Regions from separate parts of the Homo sapiens genome. Here region 1 is linked to region 2. A link is a loop called in an ENCODE intact Hi-C map of the cell type or tissue named here. Cell type or tissue: MCF 10A. All regions are shown on one strand. Links, peaks and the distances in the headings refer to the core of each region. The heading gives the core; the rest is flanking DNA.

Evidence for each region. Peaks named below come from ENCODE experiments on the same cell type or tissue, not always from the same donor. Only the 100,000 strongest peaks of a DNase experiment are listed, where the experiment ranks them.
Region 1: a loop joins it to region 2, with 19 times the contacts of the local background. A loop is called at or near these places in 1 of 110 quality-filtered maps.

What each region holds. Positions count from the first base shown.
Region 1 is chr1:159,529,855-159,535,246 of GRCh38, forward strand. It overlaps OR10J5 (olfactory receptor family 10 subfamily J member 5), which reads right to left. Exons shown (of 1, transcript NM_001004469.1): 1 at 5,224-5,392. The coding sequence ends at 5,224. Among named protein-coding and RNA genes, the nearest start is that of OR10J5, 3.5 kb to the right of the region's middle. In MCF 10A, for the core only: no CTCF peak of the experiment used is centred there; a DNase peak (open chromatin) is centred at 3,267.
Region 2 is chr1:159,773,705-159,779,096 of GRCh38, forward strand. LOC101928264 (a long non-coding RNA gene) reads right to left here. Exons shown (of 3, transcript XR_922193.3): 2 at 4,711-4,957; 3 at 2,753-3,051. Among named protein-coding and RNA genes, the nearest start is that of DUSP23, 4.6 kb to the right of the region's middle. In MCF 10A, for the core only: a CTCF peak has its summit at 2,231 (motif pointing left); a DNase peak (open chromatin) is centred at 2,247.

The DNA.
Region 1 (5,392 bases), core at 226-5,225, 240 kb before region 2:
TCTTGAATTGTAGCACAGGTCATTGAGACTCTGTTCATTGTTATTCATTTTTTCTCTGTTTTTCAGATTCAATAATTTTTATTAATCACTCTCAAGTTCATTGACCCTTTTTTCTACCAACACCAGTCTACTGTTAAACAGTAAATTTTTATTTCACGTATTTTAATTTTCAGTTCTAGATTTCTTGACTGAGATTCTACATATGTTTACTTATTATAAGAAAATTTTCTATAAGTTCTTGAGCCTATATACACTAGCTACTTTAAAGTTCCTGACTACTGAATGGAGTCATCTTAGGGTTGACGTGTTGACTCATTTTCTCTTGATAGGGGCCACAATGTTGTTTTTTTCCCCAATGTTGAGCATTTTGTAATTACATACTGAAAATTGTGGATGATAAATTATAGAGATTCTGGATTCATTAACCTGGGGGCACTTGCTATCTCTGAGTAGGCTTAATCTCATGAAGTTTTACTAGAATAAAGTTCTTGAACTTGTCAAACTCATTTACCTTGACCTGCTACAAATACATGCAAGGATGAAATTCACCAATTGAGTTGGGAATTTTTTTCTCTGGGTCTTCACAGTACTCCGTGTATTGCATTAATCACACTGCACTGAAATGGGTTGCAAGTAGATTGTTAGCTACTCAATGCAAGACTAGGGCCTTATTTATCTCTACATTCCTAGTGCCTAACCCAGTGTCTGATACTCAGAGTGAACAGGCATTTTATATTTGTTGAAGTAACAAACTAAATAATTAAAGAATCAGAAACTATACAATTCTACACAAAGTTCATAAAATACTGGAATATGTGAATCTTTTAATTCAGAAGCAAAGATTATATAAGCTCAGTTCCAACTGACAATATCACTGAACCACAACACAAGATACAGTTAAGTGCCCATGGTAAACGTTTTTAAAAAATACATTCATGATCATCAATATATTTTATTTACAGGGTCAGGGAAGGAATTAGAACGTTTTAGAAAAAGTTCATCAATTCTGAGTGAAATGAAGTTTTAGGATCTCAGAAATAAAGTTTATTCTTTGTACTTTATTCTCTGATAAGAATTAATACAGTGTGTGTGTGTGCGTGCGTGCATGCACACGCAGGCACATGCACACGTGTGTTTGAATGAATGGATGAGGTAATAAAAATGGACAAAGAATAAAAAGCATGGAATTCACAATTACTAGATTTGTAGTTAAGGCTCACTTCTATTTTAGTCCTACTGCTAGTTCTAACAATGAATATGACCTTGGAAAAGTAATTTAAACTACCATTTGCAATGGATATATCCGAAAACTGTGGGACTAGTACCTTACAGGAGTGTTATAAGAATCAAACGGGATGATGAACACAAAAGACCTTTGTAAACTCTAAAGAGCTATATAAACATTAAAGATCGTTATTAAATGAAATAATGCAAATAAAGCATTTTATCGCAATGCCCATTATACCTAAAGCTTTTAAATGTTAGCACCCTCCCACAAAAATATACATGTGCATGCATGTATACATATACACACACACCACACACACTCACACTTGTGTTCACACCTTAGCGGCACAACAAAACTAACTTAGGTTCTTGTACCCTTTAAATATGTCATTTTCAAAGTTAAGCTCTCTGTGACACATACTACCTGCTTATCCTTGGCTTAAGTTTATCTCTCCTGCCCACTTCCATGCTTTCTCCTCTCCCAGAAACATTTGCACCCATCAATAAAATGTTTTATTCCACTCATTGTTGGGAGTGATGGAGCCATCGTCTCCTCTAATCCATTATAGGTTACAACTGATGAATGTAAAAGGATATCAGGTAAAACTAGTTTTTCTCTAAAGAAGTTACAAAATCAACACTGTAAAAATCATTTACAGAAGTTATAAGATCCATAATAGTCTTTTCATAATTTTCCTAAAGATAAATGTTTAAATGTCTTAACTCTTGATTTTATATGTCAAGCTATCAAGCAATTATTTTAAAGATTATCAAAATAACGGTCCTGCTTATAGCTAAAACATATTAATCCAGTGTGCAATTTTAAGTGACTAACTAATGTAAATATATGATAAATAGTCAGCTGAGTCTATTAGGCAATCCTGCAATGAAGGCAAATAACTTCAAGTATGCACTCAGGATTGTCACCTGTACTCTGTTATTTTCTCTGTTACTTGATTTTAGGTAAAAGGAGTCTATCAGACAAACAGAAAGAATATAACAAGATGTATCTATCAAAAAATACACCTGAGGAAACCCTTGGACAAGACTTTATACTCAATAGATGTTCACACATTCATTTATGCAAAGGTATATTAAGCACTTACTTTTTGCCAGACTAGTATTCAACAGGGCAATGGGCATACAGGTGAATAAAACACCCGCCCAACTAACACTTCTGCCTTTTTCAGGTTAGTGTGTCTCTGTCAGACTCTTCTCTTTCCCTTATCATCTTCCCTCATCCTTTGCAGACACCAGATGACCCAATGCCACAAAAAGTTAATTAAATATCACCTCTCTATGAATGTTTTCTGACCTTCTAAATAGATTCCTTTTCTGAACAATGCCTCTGACCCAAACAACAATCCTGTGCATGTGCCTTTAGCAAGTTTTTGTACTTCTTGTTATTTTGTCTGCTTTCCCCCTGGACTGTGAATTACATGAAACAGAATATCTGCATTAGTCGTTATTGTAACCCCAGAGATAGTTAATTGCTTGACACATAGTGCTTGAAAAAGGTAAATAGATTTAATAAATATCTGATATTATGACTATGTTTCTGGTGAATAAAAGAGCTTAACAAAAAACATATTAAAATAATAAAAGTATTTGAAATGTACAAAGGAAGAAAAATAAAGGAGTATGGATAGAGTGAGACATTGGGGAATAATCATGCACTCAGGATGAGTGCAACAAATAAAGACAACAAAAACAATTGTGGTGGGGTCGGGGGAGGGGGGAGGGATAGCATTGGGAGATATACCTAATGCTAGATGACACGTTAGTGGGTGCAGCGCACCAGCATGGCACATGTATACATATGTAACTAACCTGCACAATGTGCACATGTACCCTAAAACTTAGAGTATAATAAAAAAAAAAAATTAAAAAAAAAAAAAAAGATTCACTATTAAAAAAAAAAAAAAATTGAGATAGTGAAAATAATGCCACATTTACTATCAATATAAGCATTTTGCATAGACAATAGGAAGCAGCAACAAAATGACTCACTCTTCCTAATTCATCCTCCAGGAGGGACCTGTGACCACATAAACCTACTCACTCTTATGCTATTGCACTTTGCCTGTAGATGCTGCTTTCTCTAGTGAGTCTAAATCCATGCAAAGTATGTAAAACAACAAACACTAGTGGGGTATTCACTCATCTACAAAGTGTTGGAGGAGCAGGAATAGTATTGAAATACTTAAGGAATACAGGAGGGAATACAGGAAGGGATGGAAGAAGACAGAAAAACTTTCAATAAGACCACACTTGGCCTTTGATATTCCCCCATAACCCATTATTCCTCAACCTCCAAGCTGAGAACCACCCATACCTTCCATATTCTCTAACTAGTGTAAGAACAGCAATGCCTATATAGGCAAAACTGGACCAGGTCAAAGGATCCTTATTTAAGAGGGTGTAAGGATATTGTGGATGTCAATAGTCTCTGAAGGAAGAAAGTTGGATCTGGTCTCATATTTCTGTTTGGATTTGAGGGAAGAAATACTTATGCCAGAATTAATTCTCTAAGAATATGATGAAAAGGTCACATTAATACCTATATTAGAAATGTAGTGAATAATTTCAAAAAAGTTCAAAAATCCTCTGACACCCGCCCAGGCACCCTCTAGAAAACTATGAACCTCAGGTTGAGACATCTTTTGGGAAGGATATCAGGCTGGTCAGTAGGGAGACCCTGCTATCAGCTGTGATGTTATCCAACTGGGACAGCCAGTTGGGGATCAAGGGGACTCTGTGCAGAGACCCTTCACCTCCAGTTTGTGACCTCCTCACAAAGGGATCTGTAGAAGACAGAGAAGATCACAGGTCACCTAAAAGACACTTAACCCTATTTCTGTGGTTAGGAACAGAAAAATAAAACTCGAGAGTAAGAGATAGGAACTGACTTGAGGATGGAACAACAGTAGATGTCATGAGTGTGTGAAAACAGATGTTTCCATACCTGTGTCTCTTAGAAAGTACCTTCCAGCTCTGTCTCAGAGTAGAGATAAACTCTGGTGGGAAGATTCATAAAACAAAATATTCCCACAATGTTTCCCATTGAGGGTATACAATAATGTAGCACAGTTATGCTTATTTTACAAATAAATATCTGGAGAAATATGAAGCTTGCACAGTTTGCTGAGAGAATGGAAGTTAATGGCATTTACCTTGGACCCTAGAATTAGTATAACCAATATCTAAGACAACAACTTCAATGTCACTGAAGCTACTACATATAAATTAAAAATCTAAAAAGCTACCATAAGTTGAAAAGAGACGAGTCTTCATGAAAAGTGCATCTGGATAAAAATGTAGTTTCAGAGAAAAGCCACCAGTATGTGTTCTTTCTGCTTATCCCCTAGGGAACAGCAGAGATTTCTGCCTTGGTTGCACAGAAGGAAGGAATACACATAGAAATGAACACTATTTGAGGAGCGAATACAGCTGGATAATAAAAGAAGAGACTTTTTTTTCAAAGCTGTTCATTTTTCAATCCGCAAGAATTAAGATATAATTACAAAATGACTGTCACATGGAATATTATTTGACTCCTGAGAATGAAAGCTTTCTTTTTTATGTAAGCAGAGAGAAATAAAGGTTGGTGTCTCTGCGGCTTATTTCCCTAACACCGCTGCCACCTATGTTCCCACTGTCTCTACTCCACATCCCCTAACCAGACAAGCTCAAAGATTTGACTGTCAGAGAGTTCAGGTAAAATGGGAGCCAAAAAGCTTTCAAAACTGAAATCTTCAAGCACAGAAACAAGTAGTCTTAATCCAGCTTGGAGTGATTCTTGTATCTGGTAACAAAATTCACCAGAGCAGAAATCCTGCTTTCTGCCATGCCTAGAACACTAAACAGACAAGCATTTCTATTCTTTGACAGTATTCTCAACAAATATTATATTTGATGAATTTGTGTATTGTGGCATGTTTGTGAGTAGACACACTACACTGGGCTAATGGTCTCTTAATGAAATAATCCAATCCATTAAGAAATATTTCTGCCCACAACTCTGCATAGGGCATCCTTTACCTCCTTGTTTCTCAGACTGTAAACAACAGGGTTCAGCAAGGGAGTGATGATGGTGTACGTCACTGAGAGAACAAGGTCTTTTTCTATTGAACTTTCTGACTTCGGCTTGAGGTAGGCAATGGAG
Region 2 (5,392 bases), core at 77-5,076:
CTCCTTTCCTAATCAAACACCAACTAATATAAATAGGTAATAGGTGATGATTTTTAACATTTTGCATGTGTATGTGTTTTAATGCTTTTACAATAAACATATTATAATATAGCAATAAAAGCTTTAATATGTGTTTAATATATAATGTCATAAATATTCTAATACACATGCTGCAGAAGCTCAGAAGAGGGACACAAAACATGAATTGGAGCAGGGAAAGCTTCCTAGAGAAAGTGGTCTCTTTTCCCAAAGTGAAACTTAAGGAAGTTGAGATGTTGCTGCAGGCCAAAGGTAAGAGCAGGGCAGGAAAAAGGCACAGCATGGGCACAGGCACATAGGAGAGCTCTGCTCCTCTGACTGACTACACATTGTTCATTGTGACAAGACAAACACTTCTGCAGAGGAATGAGGTAAGGTGAGGCTGAAGGAAAAAGCAAGAGGCCTCATCCTGGAGGGCTTGATATACCAGTCTATAAATCTTGGGGGTTTGTTCTTGAAGACAATAAGGAGTTATTGAAGAACTGGAAAAGTAACATCCATGCTCTGTAAAAGTCTCTGCAGGTTCACAGAGGGGAAATGTGTAGAGGCCGGAATACAGGAGGCCAGTCCAGGGATCCACAGAGATGATGGGTCCTAAGGAGGTTTTGGGGGATGGGATTTGGGTGGGAAGAAGGTCTGCTACAGAGGGGAAAGGAGGGCTTGTGTGAAAAAAGGTTGTCCATGGTGCCTTCTTTCCCCTAAGCTACAGGGAGGCTAGAGACATTTAAATTGGAGGATAATGACTGGGGCACTTTTTGCCTTGCCTGGAAACTAACGTAAAGGTAGGTAGAGTAGGAAGCAATGTTTCAAGCATTCCTCTAGAAAGGAAATCTGGAAACCAAGCCCTTCCTTGGAACAAAAAACAGGAAAGGTACATGTACATTAAGCCTGTTTTTCTTGGACATCTTTCTAACCCGTAGATAAAGCCAATGTGTTGTTCTAATCCAGGATTCTTAGGTGGTTCTAATTGACCTCAAGTTTTCACCCAGGCCAGTTAGGCCCCTTTGAGGCCTCTCCCTCTGCTGATCAGCTCCTCCACCCATATCCCTGCTCAGCTAAAACTTCTCAGCTCCAGAGAAGAGACACCTGGAGATCAACTCACTACCTCTGTGACCAGACCACTTTCTGGATGCTGCCGATGACCAAAGGAAAAACAGAGCTGCAGGACAAACAAGTCTTACACCAGGGCTTCTTAGTCATAGGTGTGCTTATGAGCCACCTGAGGATCTCACAGGTCGGGGGGCCTGAGATTCCGCATCTATCACAGGCTCCCATGTGACATCAACTGTGGATCACACCTTGAGAAGCACTGGTCTAAAGGTGGTGGAGGGAGCAGCCAGGAGTTTAGAAGGTGCCAAAACGAAACCAGATGCTGACAGTTTGTGAGTTCCATTGGTTCATCATATTTGTTGCATCTACACTGGAAAATGAACCTATGCGGCCTATAGTTTTAGAGACCGAAAAACTTAAAACAAAGGGGAAAGAAAAAAAGCAATACACCAGTTTAGAAACTCCAAAGGTTTAGTGCTGTGATGAGCATATTAAAGATAAGAAAATAAAGTAAATAAAGGCAACTATATTGGTTTTCTATTGCTGCATAACAAATTGCCACAAACATAATGGCTAAAGAAACACCATTTATGATGTCAGTTCTGTAGGTCAGAAGTTGGCCACAGGTTAGCTGAACCTAAGCTCAGGGTCTCCTCAGGCTGATATCAAAGTGCCAGCCAGGCTATGGCTCAGCTGAGGCTCGAGGCAGCGTAAACAGAAGAAGTGAGAGAGTCCACCAACATGGTTTTGATCACAGAAGTGCCTCTTCCCTAACTGAATGCTCCCTCTTGATTCCACTCTCACCTGCCTTTGTTGAATGGCTTTTCAAAAACCAAAGCCTAGTCCCCACCTCCCTCCCCATCTCCAGCTCCCATGATGATAGCATCTGATGTGAGGCAGCATTCCCAACACCCCAACTTAAACTTTTAATGTGCTCCTGGGATGATCTAAAAAAAAAGAAAAAAACACCATAATTTTAAATGCCATAAAGGCAATTGACTTGTCAAAAGTACAAGAAATCAACTAGTAAATTGGGAGATTTCAGTTATGGTATGTTCTGCAACAGTATACGAATCACAAATTTTTCAACAAGACAAAAAAAAGAGAAACAAGGAAAAGCTATCAGTGCCATCTTGTGGAAAGACCTATATTAAAATGTCCAAGGTAATCTGACCACACCCCAGACCATTTCAGCGCCTCTACACCCAAAGCTGACACACATCCAACTGACACCAGGGTAGCTTCACTGTTTGTTTGCAGGTAATGGTTCTGGTAGAGGTTCCATTTTAATTGCTTGTTTCTTGTGCCATGACCAATCATTAAATAATTTGTATATCATCTCTAACCATACAAATACCACAGCAACCTATACCTCCAACACCACACACACACAAAACTCATGCCCAGACTACTCTGGTTGGTTCCCCCACAGACAGCATGGTTCTCCAAATATGGAAAATTTGCATTGATCTATCACAACATTCCTGCATACACACACTTAGACCACAACTGCTTACAGTATAATTCTTTCTTTTTGAATTAACCTTTGTTTTAATTTTATTTTATTTCTTGAGTTTATTGTAAGTTATTTTTCTTCTTTCCTTCAAACTGAATATTTTTATCTATATTAGTTACATATTACTGCATAATAAATTACCCAAAATTTGATGGCTTAAAAGAATAAATATTTATTATCTCACAGTTTCTGTAGGTAAGGAATTCAGGAGAGGCTTAGCTGGGTTGTTCTGGCTCAGGGAATCCATGAGGCTATAATCAAGATGTTGGGTAAATCATCTAAAGTCTTCATGGGCTGGAGAATTCACTGCAACAGTAGTGAGCCACTGACTTGATGGTGGGTAGGAGGCTTCAGTTCCTCACCACATGGATCTCTCCACACAGCTGCTTGAGAGTTCTCACAACATGGCAGCTGGCTTCTTCCCAAAGCTTCCCATGGCAGGCCTTCTTTCCAAGACAGAACAAGGCAAAAATTAAGTATTTCATGATGCAGCCTAGGAAGTCACACACCACCAGTTACACAATATCTTACTGGTTGCAAAAATCAGCCCTATCAATGTGGAAAAGCACTACACAGGCATGAAATGGCTCATTGGGTACCATCTTGGAAGCTAGCTGCCATACCATTTCTTCTTAGGTTCAGTTTCCAGATTATCAGATCTTAGGTGTGAAGTGTGTTTAGACATTAAAAAATCAGAACACTGAGGACACTGAGAATTCTGACTGTAGTCCAAGGGCCACAGGAACCTGAACCCAAGCAATCCTTTGCATTGGTGGAACACAGGGACCTACCTGGAGGAAGAAATTCTCTGACTCCAATTGCACCCCTAATTGCCACTAGCATCAAGCCAAACAGGGGACTGGGGCCTCAATATGAACAAGAACTAAGTCAAAACATTCTTATCAGCTGGAAAAAGGGAAGCTGAGATGCCCTAAAAAATGTTCTGTTAAGCCTTATTTTTTACTTTTAAGTTCAGGGGTACATGTGAAGAATGTGCAGGTTTGTTACATACGTAAAAGTGTGCCATGGTGGTTTGCTGCACAGATCATCCCATCACCTAGGTTTTAAGCCCAGCATCCATTAGCTATTCTTCCTGATGTTCTCCCTCCCCAAGTCCCCACCCCAGACAGGCCCCAGCATTTGTTGTTCCCCATCCCCATGTGTCCATGTGTTCTCATCATTCAGCTCCCACTTGTAAGTAAGAATATGCAGTGTTTGGTTTTCTGTTCCTGTGTTAGTTTGCTGAGAATAATGGCTTCCAGTTCCATCCATGTCCCTGCAAGGGAATGATCTCATTGCTTTTTATGGCTGTATCATATTCCATGGTGTATATGTACCACATTTTCTTTATCACTGATGGACATTTAGGTTGATTCCATGTCTTTGCTATTGCGAATGTGCTGCAATAAGCATATGGTGCATGTATCTTTATAAAAGAATGACTTGTATTCCTTTGGGTATATACCCAGTAATGGGATTGCTGGGTCTGCTGAGCTTTTCATTGGACAGTAGACAAAATGGAAAGAAAAATCCCTCTCTTCATAAGACATTTCTGGTAGTTCCAATTCAAGCTTATCTTTCCCCCACTGACTTCTTTTGCACTTGTTTTTACTGCACAATTAGCTTTTTAATATGTATTATCTGATTGTCTTTGATGAGCAATTTAGTACTTTATTATATGTCCTGAGAATAATTACATCAGAGTCTAAATCCCCCGCAAGGATGTTGTAAATTCCTTGAAGTCAGGGAAATTTCTTAAGCTTACTACTCAGCCCACCATCAGTGTCAATAGATTGTTCTCCAGGAACACGGCCCCTCCAAAGCACTCAAATACACAAGCCATCACACACATGCACACTACAAGAGCAGTGCTCTATAAAGAACAAGCTTTATTTGTCCCATTTCACAAAAATAGTAATTAGACATAGCCAAGATCATACTGACACAGCCATTCTTTATTTAAAAGCACAGTCAAGTAAAAAATACACTTCAAAGAGATACTACCCAATACTCAACACAGTCCTCAAACTTGTGCATTTAAAAAGAATTACAAATACACATTGCCACATGGTCCGACAGACTCACATTCACTCCTAGAAATGTACCTTCACGGTCTTGCCAATGCATTCTTCTTATTAATTTCCCATTCATTTGTTTACTTAACATTTTGAGCCCTGTGGCTCAGGCTCCATATTAGATGTGTGGAATTCAAAAACGGAACAACGCATTCTTGCCTCCTCTGCAAACAAGTATCCTCAATCCAATGACATTACTATACTGAGAAGACATATTTATACAAGGTGAGATGGGAGAAAAAAAAAAAGCCTAAATCTTCCTGAGGGTCAGGTAACTCTGTACAGAGGAGAGAATAAAAGAAGGTCAGTATCATGTATGTGGGCAGACAAGAAGGTGGTTAGTTGCAGAAGTCCTGTTAATTGCAGAAGTCTGAGCCAGGAAACCATCAGAGAGGGTTTTTCCTTACAGTTTGAGGCCCCTTGGGCCCAAGACAAAACATCATATGGCACCCTTGACATATGGCACCCTTGACAAAGCTTAAGGCAGGGACCCTGGGCCCTTTCCACTCTGGGTCTGCTGGAAGGGAAGGGCAGAGCTTCCTAAAAAGGGAGCCAACTGGCCTCTCCACATGGAGGCCCTAATGGTTTGATGGATGCACTGCTAGCCCTGCAGAAACCCACAAGAGGGAGAGAATCATTGGTAGGGGACTCAGGGAAGAGGAAGATCTCGGTCTCCCAAAAAAATTTTCTCTTTCTGGAGAATATGGGCTTC